Regions from separate parts of the Homo sapiens genome. Here region 1 is linked to region 2. A link is a contact called in ENCODE Hi-C data. All regions are on one chromosome and are shown on one strand. The core of a region is the stretch at or near the end of the contact, and the rest is flanking DNA. Distances in the headings are between cores, read along the strand shown. Region 1 holds the start of HDAC9-AS1 (HDAC9 antisense RNA 1). Region 2 has its middle 140 kb from the start of HDAC9.

The links. Hi-C counts contacts between places; a loop is a spot of excess contacts on that map. Pooled maps may share reads with other maps.
Region 1: a map of PC-3 shows a loop between it and region 2 (3-fold over the local background). The contact joins the promoter of HDAC9-AS1 here to the enhancer-like site in region 2. A Hi-C loop is called at or near these places in 1 of 168 maps with a recorded cell type or tissue (PC-3), 1 of 37 single-sample maps with no recorded cell type and 2 of 50 pooled maps.

What each region holds. Positions count from the first base shown.
Region 1 is chr7:18,899,032-18,904,924 of GRCh38, reverse strand. HDAC9-AS1 (HDAC9 antisense RNA 1) reads left to right here and starts at 2,933. Exons shown (of 3, transcript XR_927081.3): 1 at 2,933-2,986. All of the region lies in intron 22 of HDAC9 (histone deacetylase 9), which reads right to left.
Region 2 is chr7:18,352,324-18,358,090 of GRCh38, reverse strand. It overlaps a transcript of HDAC9 not described here. Among named protein-coding and RNA genes, the nearest start is that of HDAC9, 140 kb to the left of the region's middle. RefSeq lists a silencer at 91-385. Within about 2 kb of position 1,835, at least 3 of the 41 ENCODE cell types and tissues checked have a DNase peak (open chromatin) inside an H3K27ac peak, as active enhancers do.

The sequences.
Region 1 (5,893 bases), core at 1,684-4,183, 550 kb before region 2:
TTTGAGAAAAAACAAAACAAAACAAACTAGTTAAAAAAAAGAAAAGAAGTGGCCGGGCACGGCGGCTCATGCCTGTAATCCCAGCACTTTGGGAGGCCGAGGCGGGCGGATCACGAGGTCAGGAGATCGAGACCATCCTGGCTAACATGGTGAAACCTCGTCTCTACTAAAAATACAAAAAATTAGCCGGGCGTGGTGGCGGTTGCCTGTAGTCCCAGCTACTCGGAAGGCTGAGGCAGGAGAATGGCGTGAACCCGGGAGGCGGAGCTTGCAGTGAGCGGATCGCGTCACTGCACTTCAGCCTGGGAGACAGCGAGACTCCATCTAAAAAAAAAAAAAAAAAAAAAAAAAAGAAATGGGGAGGGTAGAGGGTTCCCCATTAACTTATGCTGAGGATCTAGCAAGTAGGAAACTCAGATGATAAATAAGCCAATGCAATATTTTATGGATCTAAATGTTTTATAACAAATTCATCCCTGTGACATATTTCCATATAGATTTTAACTTTTATGAGATTTGAGAGCACATCTTATGTCACACACACTTTATCATTACAGTGGCAACGCAGCACCCTGATCATCATAGATAATCTGTGAATTCTTTCACCTGGTAGCAGCATTTTTTTAAATCCTCCTTTTATAACATGGTTGGACTGGGAAGAAGAATGTATCTCTCATAATTATCTTCTACTTTTATTGTATGAATATGTAAAGCAGAAAACCTTACTATTTCAGTAAATTCATACTTGCCACTAAAGTAGAAAGTAAACTTTATCTACTTAAAAGAAATCGGGAAAATACATATTTTTAATCCAAGGAATGCTAAAGCTCGTACTTGTTCCAATTGTTGGGTGTTTGGGGAAGGACAGGAATTGTGTGTATTGTAATTATGACTATCGAAACTACAGACTTCCATCAGAATCTCTGTTCCCAATCGTAGCCAGCATTATTCTCATCCTAGATTTGTTGCCAGTTGTGTAAGGGTCATGTGGAGGTGAACAGAATATGAGGTATCTGGCTCCAATTCCATTTGGAACATTAAAGTGACTCCAGATTGATAAAATAGAGAGAGAGAACAGCATGCTTGACTACAAAGATCCTAAGCCAGAGTGAGCCAAATGGTACATTCTCGACTAACGGTGACTAACAATGAAAGAGAGAAGAGATCTTAGGAGTGGAATTGAAGCTTCATTTTATCAGGGCTTACTTTAGGATGTAGGTAGAATAAATGAGAATGTTTGTCAGAAAGATAGTGAGGAGTAAATGGGCGTAAATAGCTGACACAAAGATAAGAAAGCTGTCAACATTTTCTGCAAGGGTATGAAAATTCACCTTTTCAGGGTCACATGCTGGCTGCCAGTGAAACGATGGTAAAAAAGAGTTAAGGAAGCTAAAAACAGAAACTCTAGGGATGGCCTCAGAATGTGGAAGAGAGGAAATTCCACTGGATGTCTATTTGAAAGATTGACAAGAGGAAGGATATGTAATAAAGAAGTCAAAAAAGATGAAAATGGATTAAAACTTGAAAGGATTATTACCGATTCCCTGATTTTGGTCTAACACCATTGCTTAGGCGCCACACAAGTATTTTACGTAAACTATGAATAAAATGCAGTTGTCATCTATGTTTTACAAATGAGAAAACTGGGATTTAAAAAAATTAACAACTTGCCTAAAGTCATGTTATTGCTTAGAAGGGCCAAGTCAGGACCCAAATGCAGGTTTATTTAGTTCCACAGCCCTTGCTATAGTTAACCATCAGGCTGAAATTCCATCATTTCTCAAAGCACCTCCTTTCTCCTACTCTGATCAAACATGTATTCTCTGGCCTGAACATGTAAAATTGTTTTCAAATTGCTCATGCAAGAAAATTGCTGAATATATTTGTTCATATTCCCCTACATAACTGTGTATCATGCTTTATTATATCAGACTGACTAGCTCTGCACAATTGGTTTTGCTTACCCCTTAGCACAATGCCATATGTAAATAAATACTATTACTATAGATGATTATACTCATTAGAAAACACTCAAAGGAACGAGACTGCAGAGATTCCTGGAATCAGAAAATTTGTACATGTAAACTAGAGACATATTTCACTTATAAATAGTGTGAAATTTCTTTTTCCAAACTTTTCCATTCCTCAGATATTAAAATCAAAAGTGTTCCTTATTTGTTTATGTGCTAATTCAAATACGTAGCTAAATAATTATATTTTAGGAAATCCAACAAGATATCCTGAGGTAAGCATATTTTTATTTATTTCAGTGATGCAGTTCATTCAATCATTTCCCCCTGCCCTTGTCAATTGTTTCAGTTGCTCACAGGCAATTCTATTAGAAATAAAATATTGTTAGAGGGGGTTCTCAAAACTGCTTTATCTTCATTATATTGAAAATTCTATTCCAAACGAATCTTTGGGGAAATCTTTTTTACTCACATACTTTTCTTTCATAGTTTGGTTTCAAACACAGAGAGTTATTCCTGCCAAAGCCTCATTTTTCTCCTTCTTTTTTGGCTAAAAGCAATCTTCTGGAGCCTGTTCATTCCCCTACCCCTCCACAGATCTCACCATGATGACTCTCCTAAGGACACATTAGAGGGCTTTGCCCTAATCCATATTTTACTAAACAGCCCCAGGAGTGAGAAGAACCTTCACTAGGATTTGATTAAACAAATTCTTAAAGCCAATAAAACGTTTTCAAGTTGTAAGAGAAAGCAGCATTAGTGCATGTTCCCAAGCAGGGCAGACATTTCACTGTTGTCATCCTTAAGGAAGACAGTTTGGGATGCAGTACATTCTCCCTGAGACTCATTCCAGAGGCTTCAGCCTCCAGCAACAGTTGCCTGTGAGGGTAGCTTTATTGCATAGCACAATGCAGTTGTGACTGAAGCTGTTTCCAAACACTTTAGGGCAATTTCATGTGTAACTTTTCCTCTGCCACTTTACAGGGTTCCTGAAAGGGTAGAAGAAAATACAGTAGGTAAGGCCAGACAAAACTTGTGACTAAATTGAATCTGGCATAAAATAATAATATGACATACTCTTGGGACAAATAAAAAAGAAAGCTGCTTGTTAAATGCAGTAGATTAGAAATGTATATATGCAGATGTGAACATTTAAAAGATTAAAAATACTGGACTGATATATGGAAACAACTTTTATGATTAAATAAGATAAGTTATGAAAACAATCCTATTGGATGTTCAGGAAATGTTTAAAACGAACCAAGTGGGTTGAGATATAGTTGGTTCATGGCCATATTTATATGTGGTAAAATACCCATACTATACAATGAGGTTAAGTCTAGCAATTATGTGGTTAATTTGGTCACTCTCCATAATCATAGAGATTCATTTGTTGGGGGTGGGATCCCCTACAGGCATTGGATTCTCCCAGTTGACTGGTAATAATAACAAACAGGCTTACCAGAAACAAACAGTTGTAAAGTCTCCACTATATTACGTGTTCAATTGATGCAGTTGAAATATCAAACCTAGCTTTTCTTTTCCCTAATGTCAGCAATGCAGACAAATAACAGGCGTTTGGAAAAAAGAGGATTTTTTTTAACTCTGAGATATTTTAATTCTGTCCCAGCAGAGAGTCAAAGAATCACAGGAACAAAATATATTATTCATACAATTTTATATATATATATATGTATATGTATATATGTGTGTGTGTGTGTGTGTGTGTGTGTATATATATATATATGTATATATAGTATATATACAGAGAGAGAAAGAGAGTCTGATCTGTTGCAGTATTGGAGCCTTGGGAATAAAGTATCTTTTTGGGAATCTCTGTAGTATATTATTAGAAGATCATGATTAATGTCACAGGACTTAAGCAATCTTTGAAAAGAAGTCAAAATGTGCCACAAAAATTCACTTGATTGTGCCAGTGGGAATATTTCCTAACATAGTCCCAAACTTCAAAAACAGTATAAAGCATGCAAATGGAGTAAGGGGCGGGGTCCATCCATTTCTTCCCAAGTATATTTAATCTATTTAACAGAAAAATGTTGGGAAAGTTGTGGCTCTTATTAGCATGAGAAAAGGGCATCCAGTGGTATCTATACACTAGACTGTTCACATGTTGTTTTTCCCAGGGTAGGGGTGGTATTCGTACTTCTTATTGCTTTATGTCACCAGTCTGTAACCCAGATTGTAACTTTAAGATGTTATCTTCTGGCTGCTCAGATAAACAGCCCATTATGTTTTTATGGTGGGCAGTTCTGAATCCTCAGGGAATTAGAAGATATTGGCTAAAGTTTGTGGCTCCCTGCTAGACTATCAAGGGGTCCATGGGATCTTGTCCGGACTATGACTTTAAGCAAACACCTCTCTCATAATGGTATTCTCACACTGCCTTCTTGGCCATGGACTTCAAAAGCTGATTGCAGGGAGGGCCAGAAAGGCAATAACCCTTAATATAGCAGGACTAGCCTAGAGGGGACAGACAGGGCAAAGGTAAGGCGTCTCTGAGGTTGGCATTTGTGTGTTTAGCCACATGGGGTGATTAAGGGCCATCTGTTCTTCAGTGGGCTAAATCATCGTTTTCACAGCATCCCAGGATCAAGTACATTTCATGCTTAGAAAGCATGAAGAAGCACCCTAGAGTTTTCCCAGTCCTAATGAGACATATTTTAAATTTATTTATCTTTGATTTCTAAATAATGATAGTATGCATAGGTGCATTAGTGTGTGTGCACCTGTGTGCGCATGTATAGATTTGAGTTGTTTTTGTAGACTTGAAATTAAGAGTATCACAATTAAAGCAAAATTCTTGTATGTATTCATACATCTTTTGGACAGGGAAAAAAACCTCTGGAATGTTATGCTGATAGAAGTCTTTGTTTTGTTTTGAATATATCGTGTGACCAGTTCATTTTTTTTTAAATTAGAGAAACTCCTTGTTTGAAATCCATGTACAGAGAAATCTATCATCTTTCTGTGTGTGTATTATCAAGTCTTTCAAACAACACTTTATTTCAGAAAATGCACATTATCAATTTGTGAGAATAGAAATTTGAATTTTTCTGATAGTATTTCCACACTGAAGATAATTTTTTTATATTACAGGTCACAGATAGTATGAAGCTTGTTAAAAGTTAGATGTGATTAGTGTGGATATCCATCTTTATCCATACTACTAGGGCTATATAACCCTAGTTATATAACAAATTACACTGATAATTTGTTAAATAACAAATTACATTGAATAGTTCAAGGCTTATAGATTTTTAAAGACTGTATCATTAACTCACTGTATTCACATTATTTATAAGGTAAGCTAACCACCATGTCTTCCAAAGAAATAATTAATATACTATTAATTTTAACTGGACTAAACCAAATGATTAAAATCTGTAGATTCTGAATCTATAAAATTTTTGAAGTACGATCTATTTAATTGTTACATAGTTGAAACTTACTATTGGCAATCGACAGTCTTCCATCATGTCAACATCTTTAACATGATCTAGCCTAGGTTGTCAGATTCTTCATCAATCTCAGAAAAGATAATAAAAAAGAAGACATCAAGTTCATGTTTGGCTATAGGGAGAGCAAGTAACTTTCAGGGAAAAAAAAAATTATACCAGTACATCAGGTGAGTAAACTCAGTCCTACTAATTACTAGTTACCACATAGGAGCTCACTTCAAATCTAAGCACTACAAGAAAAGTGTCCTCTATTGACAAGACACCCAAACAGCATTTTTATTAATAGGGACGACAGTCTAGCTGTCATCCAAAAGTTATGTTTTCAATCAGCCAAACCATAGCAAATATATCCTAACATTAAAACATGTTTTTTCATTAATAACAGTTTGCTTAGTGGAGATTCCAAAACCTAAGCCATACTTTGGAAACTTTCCCTATGCAATA
Region 2 (5,767 bases), core at 586-3,085:
CAGCCTCCCGAGTAGCTGGGATTACAGGTGCCCACCACCACACCCAGCTACACCTTCTAAACTTCTGCCACATTCATATGAGCCCCTCTCCAATCCAATCTCCATAGAGAAACCAGAATAATCCTATCAAAAGCAAAATCAGATAATGTTGCTGTTTTTCTTTTGCCCTCTGGAGGCATCACTCAACCTAGAAACAAATCCAAGCTCCTCACAAAGATCTTTCAGTCCTGGCCAGTTACCTCCCCAAGCCACATCCTAGCTTACTTCTTGATTCACAGTGAAACACTGAGACACTAGTTCAGTTTCTGCAACAAGCCATGCTCCTTCCTGACTCAGGGCCTTCTCATACTCTGTTCCTCTGCCTGGATAACCCTTTGCCCAATCCTTTATGTGGTAGGGCCACCTAAGTTCACCTCCTCAGAAATTCTTTCCTAACTCTCTAGCCTAAAGTTGGCCCCAAAGGTTATATATACTTACTGACCTTTTTTTTCTTAGAATTGATTTCAATCTGTAATTATGTATTGTTATTTTTTGTTTATATACTGTTTTGTCTGTCTCCTATACTGGCTATAATTCCACAAGGGCAGAAATTGTGTTTGTGTTCTCTCCCTTCTCCTTTATTTCTTTCTCTCAATAAACAACCAAACAAGGCCTAGCACACAATTAGCAAGCAATCAAAGTTTACTGAGGAAAAAAAAGGAGAACAGAGACGACAGAAGGAAAGAAAAAGTCAATTTAACTGCTAGGATCACCCAAATACGATTTTTTTAAATCACAGCTTAAAGGTCTGTTCAGGCATTTCTCATTGTTTCTTAATACTGATTGATGTCTACCCTTTTTCACATATATATTAGATTGGATATATAGGAAGAATGTCAGAAACGAAGTAACAATAAGACATAGTGAGGGGGACCTAAAACTGTTTCAGGCTCCTACACTAAAATCAACTCCAATAAATCCTATAAGATTCTATAAGATCCTAGAATGGTATAAATTTCCAGGTATTTTTAAAATTCAATGATCATAGGGAAAATGCCATTAATCGTGGGGATGAGAAGAGGTAAGGCATTTCTTAAAATGACTTTCAGTATATACCTTAATGCTAGTTAATTTACCTTTCCAACCCTTATTTGTTGGCTTCTACTGTACATAAACTAATAATAAATAATTAAATGAAAAGAACAACAATCAAAAAACACACCAGGATGCTTATGTCTTACAACTTTAAAAATTCTTATAGATTTTAAATCCTGCATCCCTAGTTATTCATACATTGAGGAGAACTCTACATTTATCTTTTGGCATAGCCGGATTCTTCCGATGCGATCTGAAGAACTTGTGTCAGGAATTCTTATGACAATCTCCTGGGCATCAACCCTCCCCCATGTGCAAATACCGGTTTTATTCATTAACTGACTATTGTCTTTACCTAAAAATCAAGCTCTCTAAAGGAAAAAGGTTGTGAAAGTTTCAACTGAAATTACTCCTATGTTCCCCTGTAGAGAGAGCTGAAAGATCTTTCAAGGACATTAAATAGCCAGAGGTGAAAGGGAGCAACTAACAGGAAGGAAGGGAGGATTCATTCGCAGGAGTCACTATAGGAAGGTCCTCCACTGTGAGGTCGTCAGGATGAACTAAAATTGGAGAGTTCATCTGAAACAACTGGGCATTCTTGATGCTTGGGAGTTACAAGTTTGTTGTCTTTAAAAAAAAAAAAAAAAAAAAAAAAAAACCTATGTGCTGCCCTCTAGAGGCTACAAAGAATAATGGCGCCACCTATTAAAAACTGAAAGGAAAAAGTACAGGCAGGAAGAATTTGTCTTTGCCAAATGTATGACCTAACGTGTTACATTTAGTGTCATACTTCAAATTAGAGAAGTAAATTAATATCATGTACGGGAAATTCTGAATTTGATGCAAATAATGATTCTGTCTGAAGACCCAATTCTGGATCTTCCTTTTTTTCTTTTTTAGTTTTTTTACATGCATTTTTAAAAATGACTTTACTAAGGTATATTTAGATACCATAAATTTGGTCATTTAAAGGGTACAATTCAATGATTTCAAAGTTCATTTAAACCAGATTGTACAATGATCACTATAATCCAATTTTGGAACATTTCAATCGCTTGCAGTAAGATCCCTCTAGCCAGTTTATGGCTAATACCCACCCATTCCTGCCCCAGCCCTTGGAAATCACGAGTCTACTTTGTTTATCTATAGATAGGCCTCTTTTGTTTTTAAAACAGAGAAGTTTAGAATTAAATGCTTCATAACATGACAAGGCAATTCCTCCTTTTTGTAGTGCTTTTCCTTCAAAATGTCCTGCCTTGATCAGTGTCACGAAATGGGGGTTAAATCCCTCACCAAACCAAACTCTGGGGAAAAGTACCTGTAAATGCCTAATTCTCAATGTCTCACACTCTGTATATTTAACCTTCCACAGATTTGAGGGTGATGTTAAATTTGTCTCTAATGTCTCTGAAAATTCACTCTGGGTATACTTTTAGCATGCAGTCCAACAGTCCATTTCAAAATAAGCTTTCACATCCCAAGGTTTTATAAAGGATTCATGGTTTAAATATCTGCCTTCATTAATTATGAGCAACCCATTTTTAACAGAATTTTTTTAATCCTAAATTATTCACTTCTTTAATAATGAACTTATTAAAAGTCTCCGTTTTGAATATCTGAAGAACATGCTAGTTCTGGTAGTATAAAGAGCCTATGTTGAAAATGAAGATTCCCAAGAACCCAGACTCTTGGAAGGTTAAGACCAGAGGCTCTAAACCATCCTTTGTGGTAAAAATCCAGCTCTTGAATTTCTGTGTAACCCTGAGAAGGGTACTTAATTTCTCTGTACATTGGTTTCCTCATGGACAAGTGGAGATAATAAGAGTTTTTATTTCATGTATAAAAATGGTGAGAAGTGTACTTGGAGCATAGCCCTTGGTGACTGTCTGCAATCAACATTATGTGAAAGTTATTTTACCAAGGATAATTATCATCACTTCTGTTTGAGAATAAAGACTGGATTTGTAACTGGTGGTAGAAAAAATGACTGACAATAAGCAGATTGAGGATCTGTAATTATTAATTTATCATTCCTTGTATCACATCCTCTATGGCTCTTCAAGACCAGCTGTGGTTTCAGTGCATTTCCAAGCCTAAGGAACAAACCAGGAAGAATGCAAACACTGGTCTCAGAGATAACAAGTCACATCAGAGCTTACGTGCCCCGATGTGTTGACTGTCTAAAGCTTTTTGTATTGCCTGTTTTAGATCCTTCTGAAGGGCATTTCCCTCACCACATCCAATTGATGAATTGCCTTTTTCACAGAGGTCAGGTTTTGGGATCAAGGCAAAGGGAAAGTGGAGGAAATCTGGGCCTGGATAACTAAAATAAAACAAATTAGACAAAAGAAGAAAGCAAAGATAGGTATTAATGGTTTGATTTTTAAGTTCCTTTTTCTCCTAAGCAATTGATGCTTTAATTCTTACGTACAGCGCATATCTCTGTGAATCAAAACCAGTAGAGAATCAAACCACTATAATTAATATAACAAGGCCTGCTGACTCACCTCCACTAAACACAGTCTCTAAAAGCCTAAATCTGCACATTAGTTGCGATTAATTCTTCTCTCCTCTTTCAAGCACCGTAGAGCAGAGCTTTATAAATAGCAAAGTGTGTTAATTTAAACAAAATATAAGAAACCAATTTTTTCAAGGTGGTAAAGACTGGCCTGCATATTTTCATTATTGCATAATGGTTACCTTTAGCCCATAAACTACAAGGTCATAGTAAGGTCACAATGAAGTGGCAAATGTAATAAATGGGAAGAAAAGTAACTAGAGACCATATTTAAAGTGACTTTTTTCCCTAACTAGGTAAATAAATGTCCTTTTAGTATAGTTCATTCAGTAGGGCTGATTTAAAATAGGTTTTCTATTTGAATCATTCATCCACACCCTATATGATGATAAAATTTCTTTTAAATTTTCTTTTTAGTGCTTTTTTTTCACCTTAAAACATACAACCCAGAATTTGCTAAGTCCCAAATGGTTTAATTTAACTTAAAGGGTAAAGCCACCCTTGGCTTAGAATGTGCATACACTAACATTCAAAATAAAAGAAGGTGAAACAGGTCACACTGTTCAGATTGTGAAGATAACATTAAAATTGGCAAAGAAGAACAAAAATGAAAAGAATAAGTCCATGCTCTTTGTGTTTCTATAAAACCTATCCCTTACACCAGGTGGTGGTAATCCAATGCTAGGAGTTCATGATTTTAAAAAGTTGTGTACCTGCTACTTCACTATAAAACACAAAGGTGCAAAGTCTGCTTAGGCAGAAAATAGCTCGAGATCTTTCAGATCCAAATGTGTAGGTCAATGTGGTAACACAGGCCAGGCATTCTGCTGTGTTTTTCATTTATATGCTGTTGATACCCAAGATACAGCAAATAATGTCATCAATTTCCTTCAATTACCTCATAGAGGATTCATTTGCACTCAGGGAATAAAAAGGTTGCCACAGTAGCTTCAGGATCACTCAGCAGCAAGAATCGGCATTAATAACTATCCTCAGAGGCACAGAGGGAGGGAAGAAAGTCATTTACTTAACATTCTTTAATTCTTTGTGGTATAACAAGACTATGTCATGATTTAGAGCTAAAAAGCACAGTTGTTTTGCTCACGAGAAAAGTCTTTCATAACCTACACAGTTTTTGTGACACATGGAGTTATGAGATCTTAGGCTACCTTTAAATACGGTATCCCCCTGCTGAAAGCTCTCAAACAGCTTGCAGAGGAAAAAAAAAAATCCCAATATTACTTTACTCCTGAGACATCAAATATCCCATGTCTTACTTTATAAAGAAGTTTCTTTGTACAATAGCTAGATAGTGCTGAAGAAAATAACTTTTGTATGCCTGTATCATAACACAGGGTCATGTATAGCTAATTAAGCATTCTTCCTTAGGTTTGATTACATAAAGAGTTGGTTTTGTAATACAATAGCACATGAAGGTCAGTATGGTTATGAGAGAAACCTTAGATGCTATGACAAATCCAATAACTAGCAGGGTATTTGTTCATAAAAGTAAAGCATTTCTCAAAATATTTTGCTGATTTGTTAAGGTACTGGAAGATATTTTGCTGGCCGCCGAGCTGACCTTCTGCAACACCCTATATGGTGAGGCTGTTAAAAGATTTTCTTAGAAGATACAGATTTGTATTTTAGAGTAAGACAGAGACAAAAACAAGGATCATGAAATGGAGGTTCACAAGTATCTGAACCAAAGTGGGGAAAAGGGGGGAAAAAAACAAACATCAGCCAGCTCCTTATTTGCACACCGAGATTCACTAACTCTATATGGTAAGTCCTATTTCCCGTCATTTTCCCTGAATCTAGCATGCTAACCATCATAACGAAAAAGAGTTTGTTTTCACCTTTACGTTCCCTTTGAGTATTTAAAACGGGGAATGACTCACATCTCACAAGGCCAAGAATCTTTGAAATGAACTTCTGGAAAATTTAAAGGTACCTGGAGCTCCTGCAACAAATATAAGACTGCACTGCCCTCCAGAGGTGACTCCCTGGCAATTACCTTTAATCAATTAATGATAGGAGGACCAAGTAACTGTGTTGCAGTAATCTTCATTGCAATTTTAGTCCTTCTATCTCAAATAGTTTTCAAAACACAGGACTAAAAATCAGTGGCAACCTACTGTTTCCCTCTAAGCAGAATATTATATTGTCTCAGCT